3 separate regions of the Mus musculus genome follow, and all the other regions are linked to region 1. Evidence: chromatin loops called from intact Hi-C (ENCODE). Cell type or tissue: heart. All regions are shown on one strand.

Region 1 (5,000 bases):
TGTATACAGACAGAACTTAGGGGACCTATTGGGAGGGGGGGTTGCTGTTGTTGTTAAGATTTATTTATGTATGTATGTATATGAACACACTGTAGCCCTACAGATGGCTGTGGGCCGTCATGTGGTTGCTAAGGATTGAATTCAAGAACTCTGCTCACTCTGGCCAGCCCCGCTCACTCTGGCCCAAAGATATACCCAGGTTTGAAAATCCTGAGCATGTTTTTTTTTTTTCTTGTTAAGATGTGGGAAAATTATAAACTTCTCTTTTAATCATTAGCTTTCCTAATCTTCTGTTCACTATCTGGAAAACGGACAGGAAAATATATGCAACCCACGAAGTGTAGGCACCAGGCATATGGTGATTGCTTAGCCTCTGACAACCAGCAGTCCAAGGTCGCTCATTCATTCCATTCACTCCAGTGTCTATGAAAACACTGGGTAAGTTGTCCTTTGTTTGGGAGATTTTTGTTTGTTTGTGCACATGTTCATACGTGTACATATATACACACATGCCATAAAGAGAGACAGACAGACACACACACACACACAGAGAGAAAGAGAGAGAGGAAGAGGGAGAGGGAGAGAGAGAGAGAGAGAGGTTAATCTTCCTCGATCACACTCAGGGTCACTGAATCTAGAGCTAAGCTGCGTGGCCAGCAAACCTCAGAGATCCTCCTGAGTCTGTAGCCCCAGAAACCAGGTTAAAGGTGTGTACCCCTGCACCCAGATTTTTCACAGGGTCTGGGGTTCTAAACTCAGATCCCCACACTTGTGTGATAACACTTTATATCTGAGCATCACCGCAGCCCAGGGTACAGTCTTTCAAAGCCATGCCCTATCCCTTGATAGAAGTGGAATCTGTCTCTTTCCAGGAGATTATCTTCATCAAAAGCCAGTGTCACTATCTCTATCTAATTGAATCCCAAATGAAAGAGGGAGGGAGAGAAGGAGGGAGAGACGAGCCAGCCCCTGGGAATGGTGGAAACTGCTTCTTGGAGAGAGGACACTGCAGACAGTTAGGGGTTAGGTAGATCGAATACCAAATAACTCCCAGGCTCATGGCTGACCCCGAAGGCAATCTAACATCAAAATGCCTCCATCCCTTCCACTCAGCAAACAGACTGCCTGAGAAGGACCCATGGACAAGGGACAGCAAAGTCACCTCAATAACCAGGAGAAAGAGGTAAAGTTGGAAACTCAGAAAGTCACCAGTACCTCCTGAGGGTCTCAGGTGGCTCCACCTGGAAGGGAGCCTGGTTGGCAGAGGTCAGGGTCTCTCCCAAGGCCTTGCTGACCTCCTGCAGCTGGCCTGGGGACATCTGGGCCACCAGTGCCATCAGGTCACAGCCCGGCCACCGGAGCAGCACCTCCTGCTCCTCCAACTCTTGGCTCAGCCGTTTTTCCTTTGCCTCCAGCGCAGACATCCGTGCTTGGAGAGCTTCGATTTCCTTCTGCAGAGAGAGAGGGGGAACAGATTTCAGCCATTAACCCTGCTCTGCTGACAATGAGAGTGGCTAAATGATAGGGGGGCCATATGCACCGCAGTCGCAAAGCCCACCTACCCCACCCTTCCGAGGCAGGCAGATTCCAGAAGTTTGCTGAACCGGAAAAATCATGCCGCCAGCTTTGTGTTTTTGATGTGCTGGCAGGAAGGAAAACATTGCTTCCTCCCAAGCATTAAATATAGACAGGTGCGGGCCAAGGTTTTGATTTGATAAAACCCAGTGAATGGTGTGTCGCTCACTGGCTTCCCTTCTGGCAGCGGGCAAGTGAGGGTGCTAGCAGCTCATACCCCACACCGAGATGCCAGCTGTGAGCCGGGAGGAGAAAACCCTGTCCACAAACAATGAGGATTTAGGATGCACAGAAAGACAGGAGCCTTGGCTTGTCACAGCAATGGGATGCAGAGAACAAATGGCTGTTGGGCCATGGAGCCTAATGTCCTTTAGCATGTCGGACAGTTCGGTTCCCACAGTCGGTGAGGTGACTCTGTCCGCCAAGTGCTTGCCGTGCACGCACAAAGAGCTGCTGCTGCTGTTTCTTCTTCTTCTTCTTCTTCTTCTTCTTCTTCTTCTTCTTCTTCTTCTTCTTCTTCTTCTTCTTCTTCTTCTTTGTTTTTTGTTTGTTTGTTTGTTTTTGTTTTTGTTTGTTTTTCGAGACAGGGTTTCTCTGTGTAGCCCTGGCTGTCCTGGAACTCACTTTGTAGACCAGGCTGGCCTCGAACTCAGAAATCCACCTGCCTCTGCCTCCCAAGTGCTGGGATTAAAGGCGTGCGCTACCTTCTGATTCCCCAGAACCCATGGGAAAGCTGGGGTCCCACAGAATGAATTCCTCACCCCAGCATGAGGGTGTGGTGATCAGAGACAGGAGGATCCTGGGAACTTGCTGGCCACAGTCTAGCCCAGTCATTGAAATCTAGATTCAATGAGAAACTCTGGGTCAAAAATAAGGTGAAGGGTGATTGGGGTAAGTATCCAACATCAACTTCTGTCCTCCACATACATGTATGTGCACACACATGTGCACACATTCAAACACACAGACACTCACACACAATTTGCACTAATTGATTGACCTAGAATCTATGTTAATCCATAACTATCATCTGTCTCCAGGCCAACGCATAAACAAGCAGCAGGTGACTGAACATCGTGTGCTTGGTGCTGGGCAGATAGCCATCTCGATGCGTGGGAGTCTGAATACAGCACCAGGCTCTGCTGAGGGACACGCCCCTGTTCCCTTGCTGTTCCTAGCTGATAAGAGCACAGCTTAATTCCTGATATCTCCCCTATCTCCCGAATGTTCTCTCCACCCACGGAGCAGATTCTCCACAGCTTCTACCTCCTGCACCCACCTGCAGTCCCAGAGGAGAGAGATGAGCTCCAACACTCCCACCCAGAACTTCCGGCTCGCCTGCAGGCTGTGTTCAACAAGGCTTGGCTGCTCTGTCTGCCCTTGAGATCCACAGCTCGCTCTCTCTCTCTCTCTCTCTCTCTCTCTCTCTCTCTCGTTTTTTTTAGCAGTCAGAGCTAGCCCAGGACTCATCTTGCAGCCCAGGCTTGAACCTACAGCAATACTTTTGCCTCAGCCTCCCCATACTAGGAAGACAAGCTCAGGTCACCCTAAACTATAGTAAAAGAGGCATAAGAATTAGCGTCTCTGCCACCACACATGCTCAGTTCAGTGATGTCAGACACACACAAACCATGCGAGCAATCTCGCCATCCAACCACAAGACTCTATCCCCATTAAACACTAATTCTCCGTCCCCTGCCACCCGATCCTCACCCCCATTCCTTACCCCACCCACTCCCCACCGCACCCCAATCTCCTTTCCTACTCTGGGAATCTAAGTAGAATATTACAGTATCTCTCTTCCATGACTGTCTCATGCAGCAAACACAATGCCCTCCACATTCACCCACACTGTGCCCGGTAGTACAGTGCCTTTTGTAAGCCTAGTCACAGACCACAAAGTGCATCCACAACACACTTTGCTTGTCTATCCAGCCATGGCCTCTTGGGCTGTCATCAGTTATAGTGACTAGATGTCTTGTCTAGACAGCACTTTCTTTTCAGGTGTGTATCAACGATGAGCGGGACTGGGTGCTGGGTATGAAGAACTCCATTTTCAAATGTTTGAGGAACTGCAAGACTGTTTTCCATGACAACAAAACATCTCATTCTTCTATTAATTTTTTTTCCACTTTCATGGGAGTGTGGTGTGTCTATGTCCGCAGGCACGTGAGAGCACGTGGGAGCACGTGGGTATGTGTGCACGTGGAGGCCCAAAGTTGATGTTAAGAATCACACTGGATGGATTTTCCACTCTGTCCATTTAGGCTCTTCCCATGAATCCCTGGTGCTGCTGCCTGGTGCTTCACAGACTCCCAGTTCCTGCTCCAGGCTGCAGGCTCAGCAGTCCCAGCCCCCTACCCCCAACCCCGACCCCTGGCTGCTTCTCAGTCCCTGCCCGGGGTCTACTTAGAAAACTTCCAGACCCCTTTCCTGCCTCTGCTCTCTCACCTTGGAGCCTCATTTAGAGTTCTAACCCTGGGCACTTCCTGGCCAGATGTCACCACTGCTGTGAGCCAAGCATGGCCTCCACATATCTGCTGGTCATTACAGATGCAGCCTCACACCCGGGCTAGACTCAAAACCATGTCTCTTCACAGTGGTTTCCCAGAGTCCACCATGGTAGGGATTCCCACAAAGCATTCCTAGCACACCAGCGGCCACAGAGATTCCCAGACACACCAGCGGCCACAGAGATTCCCAGACACACCAGCGGCCACAGAGATTCCCAGACACACCAGCGGCCACAGAGATTCCCAGACACACCAGCGGCCACAGAGAGCAGAACCAAAGATCCTGACTCCCATCTATGCAACTGCAACCCAGTCCTGTGCAAAGGAGTGGCCGCTCTACCGCCTCCGCTTTGAGTCCTTGCACTGCAGTGAAGCAGAGGCCCCCTCACTGCATCTGACTTACATGGGTAAGAGAGGGCCCACTCCCTTTCTGGAAGATTCTATTCCACTCACCTGCAATCGCTGTTTCTCTCGAATAAGCCAGTCCCTCCTGGTGATGGATGCAGGCAGGCTATCCTGGGCGGTAGTCCTCAGCTGTCCTTCAAGTGGGGCTTCTGGATCATCGCTGCCGGCCCTTCAAGTAACAGACATGCATTGGTACAGGTGTGGAGAAACAGATGAGCTCAGGTCGACATGTACTTAGAGACTGCACAAAGCTTGTCTCATCCGGGTGCTCACAGGGATGGAGCCCCTAATGTACATTTCTGTTTCAACTAGGATCTGTTGGGGCTTTTTTTTTTCCTCCATCCAAGTTGCATCTATCAAGCCTGTATTTCCATATGCCCTAGCCCATAGCCACCCTGGCTATGAACACCTGACACATAGTCAGTCCAAACTAAACTATACTGGAAGCATAAAATACAATCTAATTTAGAAACCCCACATGGGGCCAGGGAAAGTGGTCGCCTGGCA
Region 2 (5,000 bases), 440 kb before region 1:
ATGCAAGAAATCACTAGGGGTTCATGATGGGGTGTCCTAGCCTAGTGTGGGGTGTCAAGGCTCTCTGAAGGTGTTCCATCTGAGAAGGAAAAAACAGGAGCTGGCTGGCTGGAGGTGTGGGAAGGAAGAAGATAATGCTGAGAGAATAGAGGAGGTGTTCAATGACTAAAAGGTGATGACCAGCTCTGTGGAGGAGAGAGGACAGGAATCGTGCTGGAGGCTGGGACACAGGATGGGCCAGACCAAGACATAAGGCTTCTCTTGGGACTGCAGGGAACCCTTGAGGGATCTGAAACAAGGCGTAGTGATTGATCCCATGAGGGAGGGCATGCAAGAGCACAAGGGAGCAGAGGGATTGGAAGAGATCCAGCAGGAGACAAGACATACAGACAGTGAAATGGACAGACAACTTCTGCTGCTTTCCAGGTCACATAGGATAGTGTGGGGGCAGAATTGGACCAGAAACACAGATGGGCACATGAGAACACAGAAGGCCTGACTGAGGGCTGGAGGAGAGCAAGAGGGCAGAGAGCAGGGGAGAAGTCTGGTGGCCATGCCAGATGAATTGGTAGCCTGTTCCTGAAGCAGGAACTGCAGCAGACAGAGCCTAGTGAGGTCTCAAGTTAGCAGGGGTTTGGAAACAGTCGATGTGAGATATTCTTGTGGATCTAGAGAGTCACCGGCTGGTGATAGTTCCTTTCTGGATCATGGAGGCCAGAGAAAGAAGGCACCCCAGGAGGGACTGGCAGCCACAGTGTGGCATATCATCACAACATCTATCCCGGATGCTTAGCGAACACAGTCTGGGGGAGGGGAGGGAGCTTGATAGACTGGGTGTCCACCATTGAGCCACAGACAAAATCCGTGATTCACTTGAGGGGAGAGTGTTGGATGCTTCCCTGTGGTGGCTGCCACAAGCCCCTTGCTTAGTCATTCCTTACCATTTTTGGAAATAAGGAAGTAAAATGTTGTTGCTGTCAGGTTTCTTTTTTCTTTTCTTTTCTTTTTCTTCCTTCTTTCTTTCTTTCTTTCTTTTTTTTTTTTTTTTTTGGCTGATTCTCTGATTTCAGTTTCTGGGAACATTGGGGTCAGGAGGACCAAGGTCCTTTGGCTTTGTTTTATGTTTCCTTCTCTTTCTGGGAGGTTCTTGTTCTGTTTCTAAACTCAGGGCAATCCTCTTGTCTCAAGCTCCTGAGAGCGGAGATTACCTGCATGAGCCACCACGCCTGGCTCCCTTCTCTCTAATTGCACACTGGCTTTGAGACATGAACTCTCTCAACAACAAAAGCATGTTCATGTATCCAGTCTTCAGGTTTGTGGCTAGAATTGGCACAGCTTGCCCTTGGCCACACTTGGTGACTCTTTGGCTGCCTTTTGCTCTTCTTGCTTTTCTGTCTCTCGCCAGCATTTTTTCCATTGAGGTCCCCACCGGAAGTAAGGAGTGTAGCTATAAGGCAGACAAGCAGATGTCAGGCGGAGGAGGCATCTCCACGTGGAACTGGGGTGCGGTAACTACCGGGACTTGACAGATATTTTATATTCCTCCTCATTTCTCCCTTGTAACTTGTAAGAATCTCCCCCAAACATCTGTTTCTTTCTGTGTTTTAAGTGTTGTAAACATTTCCACCTCTGCATTTGGATGAGACCGTGGTAGGATTCAGATCTGAAATGCCCTCAAAGGTTCATGGGTTTAAGGGTTGGTTCCCTGTGGGGCTGCGTTCAGAGGCGGGGCTCTGTGAAGACTGGAACACAAGGGTTCTGACGTCATCGGCGAATCGATCCTTCGCCTGTCTACAATTGGTGGGCTATTGCTGGAGCGTACTGGGAAATTAGAATGGGGGGTCTTTAAAGGAAGGTAGGCCCTTCAGACTGTGCTTCAAATGGGTTTCCCCCACTTCTGTGCTCCCTTTCCTCGCTAAGGTGAGCAGCTCTGCTCTATTCAAGGCAGTCCACCTTGCTGCTTTACCTCACTGCAACAGAGACAGAAGCCGGAGAGGCAAGTGAGCGTGGAGCAAATTCTCTAAATTGACTTTCTCAAGGCTTGTGTCATGGAAGCTGACAAACAAGAACTTCCCCCAGAGCAGAGACCAGACAAGAAGCAATGCACCGGCACAGTGTTTTCCCCATATTGCTTCCAACTTCTTTAAACCAAGGGCGTATTGGTTTTTTTGCCACCTGGTATTTCAGAGTGACTCAGGAATTGTCACCAAGTACTTTGAGGTGCCTAATGTAATGCTTTGCACAATGAAAATGCTTACATATTATTTTTAAAATTAAATTCATCATCACCACCATCATTTGTATCTGTGCACAGAGTATACCTAGGCACTCATGTAGAGGTCAGTGGACAACCTTTAAGTGGCTATTTTCTCCTTATACTCTGGGTCCCAAGGATCTAACTCTGGTCACTAGGCTTACACAACAGCCAACCTACATGGCCCCCGAGCTGTTTAGTATGCAAATGACAATGTTAAAATGTTCCTGAAGACCTCCGTGGTTTGCCAAATGACAGGTGGCTGTAGATTCATAGCCAGTATCAAAAAGAAATCACAGGTACAAAGTGAATACACATGTATATAAATGGATATAAATGTTTTCTTGTATCGATCTCTCAAGAATTATTGCTTGGCAGACTGCGTGTGCAGCTCCTGAACCTCACTATTGGTAGACGCCATCTAGTGGTGAGAAATAACAGCTGCTCACAGATCAGTCCAATGTACAATGCATTGTTATTGTGCAATAACAAAGTAAAAGACACTGGCTTAGTGTGTCTTAGGAACACACTTAGAGGATGAAGGTGTGACCCTGAAGTCTGCTCTGGTGTGATGTAGGAGAAGCAGCCCCCTTGTCTTCCTGCAATGCGTTCATGTGCTGTCTCTCAGTCACCAACTTCTTGCCCAGCCCCATCCTAAGTCAGGCAGTGGAAACAGTGAACATGGCTCCTGCCCTGTTTTCTGTACTCAGAGGCCTCACTCACCTCTGTCCTTGGGCCTTTATCATCCACTTTACCTATTTAGAGGAGAAACTAGAATTTTAAGATGTTACTTATGTAGCTATACACATATATAAGATGTTACTTATGTATCTAGCTACACACATATATAAGATGTTACTTATATGGCTACACACATACATAAGATGCTACTTTGTAGCTACACACACTTCCAAACTAGACTCAGTCCTCTGAGCTGAGTACCTGGGAACTTCTAAGTCCTCTGCTGACCAGACTCAGAGTGGGAGCAGTGATAGACTCTTCTGGGTTGACCTGTAGCTTCTGCTCCTCCTTCCTCCCTCCTTACACCGAGGCACCAGAAAAGAAATCATCCACCATCCTGGAAGTCTTAGAGGTTCCTGGGGTGGGCCACAGACCAACATATAGGATTCCTCATCGGTGAAACACACAGTTAAGATCAGGAAAAACTTAGTCAGATCAAAGGTACCTGTCAATAAGGTTTTGTTTTTGTTTTGTTTTTGACAGGATCTCAAGTAGTAGCCCAGGCATGCCTGCAACTAAACTATGTAGCCCAGGCTGGCCTAGAGCTTGCAGCAATCTTCCTGCCTTGGTCTCCTAAGTGCCAGGATTACAGGTGTGGGCTATCATGCCCAACTTTACCTTTAGTTTGATCACTCCATCCGATTCGTCTTTCTGGGTCTCTGTGGAGATCTAGGCTACTTTAGGTTCACGGTGACATTTTAAATATGACAGCTTTTCACAGCTTAAATCTGCTCCCTGCAGAAATGCAGCTATGTTTCCTCTTCCTGAGGGCAGCTGCCTCCTTACTTAAGGAAGACTGTCTTCTTCTGTTGTTACCAGAGTGCCCTGGGAAGAGCAGGTTTCCATGTGTGCTTACAGAGCTGAGGTTTTTACAGGTGGCATTCGTGGGCCAACTCCTGGGACAGTATATACATTATGTCATACAATGGCAATTAGCACATGGTCCTATAATACACTGTTCATTTGGTTTTCACTTCAAACGAATACAGGCCTTGCTTTGGTCAGGACTAGTGGCATATCCCAATTAGGACATCAGGCCCACACACCGAGGGCTTTACCCACTGATGATACATTTCTCCAGCCACTGAAGCCACTTCTTAAAACCCTGTTGTGGCCGGAGGGGTGGCTGAGTGGTTAAGAGCCCTGACTGCTCTTTCAGAGATCTTTACTTCAATTCCCAGCACCCACATGGCAGCTCACAGCCGTCTATAACTGTAGTCCTGTGGCATCTAATGCCCTCTTCTGGTGTGTAAATGCACATGCAGGTAAAACATCCATAAGCACAAAATACATGAATAGACATAAATAGATACATTCTTGCCAGGTGTGGTGGTGCACAACTTTACTCCCAACACTTGGGAGGCAGAGACAGACAGATCTTTGTGAATTCAAGGCCAGTGTGGTCTACACAGCAAGGTCAGGACAGCCAGAAGCGCATAGAGATACCTAGTTTCAAAACAACAATAACAACAAAAAGCAACCAACCAACCAATCAACCAAAAAAACCCAAATGATGCAGGACCTGGCATTTGCTATTGTACTCACATGGCCACACCCTGTTGTGAGAGGCTTCTACTGTGGAAGATAGGGGAAGAAGCATAGCCATAGGCTGGACACATGTGCGACAAACCCCAACCCCAAGCAAACAGGACTAGCAGAAGACAGTGGCATCCATGTGTGCATTGCATAAGCAGAGACGCCGTGCCAGGCCAGAGGGCATGGCTGCTTCCCAGGCAGGCCCCGTGCCACCTCTTGTTGGCACTGTCTCTCTATCACCTCCTGTTTTAGGTGGTTTTTTTTTTTTTTTTCTTTTTTCTGGAGCTAAAGGTAGAACTCTGAGCTTTACACATGTCAGGCAAGTGCACTTCAGCCAAGCTACACCACTGGCATTCCTTCCTGTCCCATCTGCTCTCAAACTGCCCCTTGTCCTGAAGCCTCGTATGGTGACCAACGACATCAGGCCCTGGACTATGTATAAAACCAACACCTGTTTGTTGCAAATTAC
Region 3 (5,000 bases), 61 kb before region 1:
CTTATCCACATGCTGGACCCTGGCTCATACAGGACAGGCTGGGGCCAATTGTCAAGAGGCTGTGTGACCCAAGCCAACTCGTAAGATCACCTTGTACCTTGTGGTCAGCAAGTCACTGTGGAGGAGGAGCACAAAGTAAGGGTGGGTCTGAGAGAGCAGCCTGTGCCCTGGGGGCAAGCTGCAGCTCATCCGTATGAACCTGCATCCTGAATCCATCCTGCATCCATCCTGCAACCATCCTGCATCCATCCTGCATCCATCCACCCTAGACTTTACACTCAGCTTTGCCCAGGGGTAACGCACCAGTGTCCCTGTATGAGCCTGCTTTCAACATGGGCTGCTGCACACGGCCTGTTGGCATCTAAGGTACTAGTTTGCTTATTGTTAGATGTGCTTCCTGCTCCCTTATACAGTCAAAGCAGGGTGTGGGGAAGGTAGGATTGCCCTTCTCAGAAATCAGCTGACAGTAATGATCTCGGGAGGAGAGTATTTCTGAACATTTGGGAGAGCGCTTTGCTCCTTTTCTGATTTTAAGGGGGGATGTGAGCACCCCACTCAAGCTAGCCCTAGAGATGAACAGGCAGGCAGAGATGCAGCTGTCCCTCAGTCCACCGCTGATGACCACCAGGTAAGCAATGCACCAGGCTGCCCCATGACTGCTTCCTCGCCCTAGCCCAGTCCAGTATATCCTCAGAGCACTGAGGCCTCACGGAGGCACACATGCTACAAAAAGGCCAAAGGTTGTCACAGAAGAGAGCAAAAGGGAAAGATTTAGTCATGGCGTGTGGGTGTGGGGAAAGTAGATCAGCCATGCTCCAAGGAGCTTGCGTGCAGCACTGTCTGGGCCGGTTAGTCCTGCGAGGCGAAAGAAACAGCTGCTCCCGAAACCCAGGCAGGACGAGGAGAAATACGAGAGATGAAAGGGATCCGGACTCAAGGAGAAAGGAGATGGTGACAAGGACACTGTCAGCTGGCGATTAATCCAAGACCTCCGTAAAAGCTAGCAGTGGCCCTGCCTGTCATAAGCACCTTGCCCCTTGGCTAGCTTTCAAGATTCACCTCCATTTTCACTGTTTCTCTGAAGTCTGGCAGAGCGCCCGCTCACTCTTTAGGCTCTCTCTTGCACACCTCGTGGCCTTGCATACCTCTTGTGGCCGTGGCCCACCCTGTGTCTCACAAACCGATGGTGTGAGACCCTGGGCCTTACATTCATCGGTGATGCCCCAAGGCAGGCACTGCCCTCACCTCTAAGTTGCTCACAGAACCCGAGGCACTGAACACTGAGCGCTTCCCAACTTTGTGTAGAATGTTTTCTACAGACGTTCAGCTCAGTCCCAGCAGAGAATCTCTGGCACAGGTGTGAACAGCCCGGTGCCCCACTTTTGCTGATACTTCACGTCGCCTCACATCAAAGCTGTGGGGAACTTGGAAGTAGCAGTTAGGAGACCATAGCCCTGAGTCCAGGCCCAGCTTGGCCATGAGGAACATTTTTTTTCTTCCCCAAGTCATATAGAATCTTCTGAAAACCTCACATTCCTGCTCAGCGGAACCGGAGCGATCCAGCCTGTGGTGGTTTGAATGAGAACTCATGTATCTTACCACCAGTCCCAGTTGGCAGTGCTGATTACGGGGGCTCTGGAATGTTTAGGATGTGGTGCCTCCAAGGAGGAAGAGCATGTTACTAGGTGTGCTAGTGGGTGCACATGAACTGAGAACTGAACACACACACACACACACACACACACACACACACACACACACTCAACCCACTTCCAATTCACACTCTAGGGCCGGGAGGTCACTGTTGGTGACTTTGATCCTCGCTCCGTGCCTTCAACCCTCACACGTGCTGCCTCTGTGGAGACGCTTGCTGACGGACGGATGTATTCACTGAGAGCGCCCTGTGTTTCATCCTTAATGGGAGAAATCAATTCCAGGAGGTTCGGTGTTATCAGGAATCCATCCGGGTGAAGGCAGAAATTGATTCAAAATAATCAGCATGGGGTCACACCCGTCTGCTTCCTCTTCCTGGCACCCCGGCCCAGGGAAACAGGTGCCCTGCCCTACATGTACAAACCCACCATCTATAGCCAGCATTCTGCTCTCTGGAAAGCAGCCGACCCCAGGAAGCGATCTAGGAAAGAGAAGGGGGTCCTTCGCCGGCAAAGCCCATAGCTTGAGAATGAGCACAGCCCTGCGGTTCAGAGGCGACGCTTGGCTGAGGCTGAGCCTGGAGTCAGAGAGAGCAACTGCTGTGTTTTGGAGATGGCTCAAATGTGTCCCCTGGGACTTTTCATAGAGATTTAATCCCCGTTGTGAAGCAGGAGAGAGTGGAAATTTAATCTGACTACAGTGTTCAGAGTTGAGCCCCTGGGAGGTGAAGAGTATTGGATATCAGTCATTAGGGTAAAGCCCGTGATTGAATCCCAGTGGCTTTATAAGACAGAGGGGGGAAACTGTGTAAGCCTTTCTCTTCCTGATATTCTGAGCCACCGTGGGACTCTGTCAGGAGAAAGGTCACCACAGTGGCCTTCAACCTTGTATCTGGAGAACTGTAGCCCAAATAAGCTTTCTTTATAACTTCGTCTGTGGTATATTATTACCAACAGAAATATAGAAGGTCACAGGCTAAAGTCCCTTCTCCAATATGGAATGCTTGTGGGTAAAGCATATAGTAGTTCACTTTGAACTCCAGAGGGCCCTAAAATTGCTGTGAGACAGGTCGTAGCCAGCAGCTTCCGCTCTGCATACCCTACTCCCCTGGGCCACTTTGATGTTTATAATTGGTGTGGATGATCAGCAAAGTCTATTCTGTTTAGTCCTTAAGTGGGAATTTGCAAATAAGCCCTTGGGGGGTGTGCATAGGTGTGTGTTGCATGTGTGTTTATATTCATGTGTGTGCATATATGTGTGCAACTGCATATGTGTATGGTATGTGTGTATAAGGAGGCCAGAAATGGACATCAGGTGTCTTCCTCCACCGATTTCTACATTATTTTGAGGCCAGGATATCTCGGTGAGCCCTGGGGCTCTCTGATTTGGCTAGATGAAGCTTCCACCTGTCTCTTCTTCCAACCATGAGGGGGTTCGGATCTGCTTTTTATGTGGGTACTGGAAGCTCCAACTTGGGTCTTTGTACTCTTATAGCAAGCACTTTATAGACTGAGCCAGTTCCCCAAGTCCCAGAGTTCTTGTTTTAAATAAGAAACAAGAAGACATTTGTAGTAGAATACAGAATAACTGATCTAACTGGTCAGGGAATGAGCATCTGCTTTTCATAGATGTGATGGTAGGCTTTGTGCTGTAGAAGAGCATGAGAGATGTTCCATGGTGAAGACTACACAGCTGCCTACAGTCCACAGGACTTGCAGATTCCACGAGACACGGTTCAGATCGATCTGGGGATAAAGTGACCCTGCCCAGAACTCCATATGCATCCTTCCTTCTTCAAATAGAAGGCAGCAGGTCATCTCTGGATAGCATCTTGGTACCAGGGAACTCCCTAGATGCCATGTGGAAAAGACAGGGCACAGAGAGAGATGGAAGCCAGAGCCCAGGAAAAGTCAACGCTTTGAGATGTGACTGGTCCATCTGTCTCGGAGAGTTGCCTCAAGAAGGGGCCAGCTGTCTGATCTTGGAGACACTTGAACTACAATTATATCAGGAAGCAGCCAGGAAGCAGCCAGGAAGCAGCCAGGAAGCAGCCAGGTCTAAACTGTGCTTCTCTCTTCCAAATCGCATCTAGCATCTCCTGTCCTGTTGGCTTTTGGAGTTGAGCACATAAAAATAAAACCACTCTGCAGAACTCAGCCAAGGGGAAGGAATTCTACAAGAAGCTTCCAGGCGCTGGGAGATCCAGCCACACACAGGCTGGCCCAACGGGGCTACTTAGGGCTTGTGGAGGGAGAGCAAGGAAAGGCCACTGCATTTGTCCATGGGTCTCCTTCTGTTTCCTTTCGTTTTATTTTGCTGGGTCTAATGTAGCCCAGGCTGGCCCAGAACTCTGTTTGTAGTTAAGGATGCCCTTGAACTCCCGATCCTCCTGCCTCTGCTCCCAGAATGCTGGGATTATAGGTGTGCCATACGAGAATCAAGCCCAGGGCTTCCTGTATGCAGGCCAGAACTCTGCCAGCTAAACAACATCCCTAACCCTATGTTTCCTTTCCCTTCTGTTTGGGTTTTTGTTTTTAAACCCCAAATTCAGACACCTTCCTCATGGAAGTGATTCCCTTAACGATGGTCTCACCTGGGACTTTAAATCCATGGAAACTACCAAGAACTCTGACAATGAACCATGAGCAAATGAGAAAGAACTCTGGCAACACCCCTTAGTGTGTGGAACCACCTACTGCCACGGTGGCTCACTGTGCTGAATGTGTGCTGCAAAGTCTTGTGTGTAGGAGACTCAGTCCTCCTGCAGCACGGTGGAGGTGGGGCTGCAGGAGTGACTGAGGAACGACACTTGAGGTTGTTCTCTGGCCTCCACATGCGTGCACACACACACATGCAGACACACATGAACAGACATGCTTACACATGCATGCACACACATATGCATGCACACATACATGCAGACACACACATATGCACACAATGCATGCACACACATGCATATATACATGCATACACACATGTACACACATATGCATATACACATATACATGCATACACACATGCACACAATGCATGCACATATACATGCACACACACATATGTGCACACACAATCCCAGGTTATCCACCTGAAGTGACATGAAAAGGCAGCTCAGAAAAGGGGGCTTGGGATGAAGTCTGCAGCCCTCTCTAAGATATCTGTGTCCCCACTGGGCTGCTTCACACAAGCAACACAAGGCTCAAGTATCCACCCCACAAGTCTAGATAGATGCTAACTCCCACAGGAACACTGTGGGCACTCACTCCCCTCCCCTCTCCATCACTTTATCATCTCAGTATCCTATAATGCAAAAGATAAAAACTATGATTCAGCTTTTCAAACTTCTG

Evidence for each region. Peaks named below come from ENCODE experiments on the same cell type or tissue, not always from the same donor. Only the 100,000 strongest peaks of a DNase experiment are listed, where the experiment ranks them.
Region 2: it touches region 1 in a loop (2.3-fold over the local background); 7 of 42 quality-filtered maps call a loop at or near these places.
Region 3: a loop joins it to region 1, with 4 times the contacts of the local background. A loop is called at or near these places in 2 of 42 quality-filtered maps.

The regions. Positions count from the first base shown.
Region 1 is chr8:125,131,725-125,136,724 of GRCm38, reverse strand. It overlaps Disc1 (disrupted in schizophrenia 1), which reads right to left. Exons shown (of 13, transcript NM_174854.2): 5 at 4,542-4,662; 6 at 1,216-1,451. Among named protein-coding and RNA genes, the nearest start is that of Disc1, 80 kb to the right of the region's middle. In heart, no CTCF peak of the experiment used is centred here; DNase peaks (open chromatin) are centred at 1,574 and 2,774; H3K4me3 peaks cover 329 bases; H3K27ac peaks cover 1,820 bases.
Region 2 is chr8:125,572,176-125,577,175 of GRCm38, reverse strand. No RefSeq gene overlaps it. Among named protein-coding and RNA genes, the nearest start is that of Sipa1l2, 4.8 kb to the right of the region's middle. In heart, a CTCF peak has its summit at 2,683 (motif pointing left); a DNase peak (open chromatin) is centred at 4,705; H3K27ac peaks cover 1,014 bases.
Region 3 is chr8:125,192,606-125,197,605 of GRCm38, reverse strand. All of the region lies in intron 9 of Disc1 (disrupted in schizophrenia 1), which reads right to left. Among named protein-coding and RNA genes, the nearest start is that of Disc1, 140 kb to the right of the region's middle. In heart, no CTCF peak of the experiment used is centred here; a DNase peak (open chromatin) is centred at 25; H3K27ac peaks cover 2,086 bases.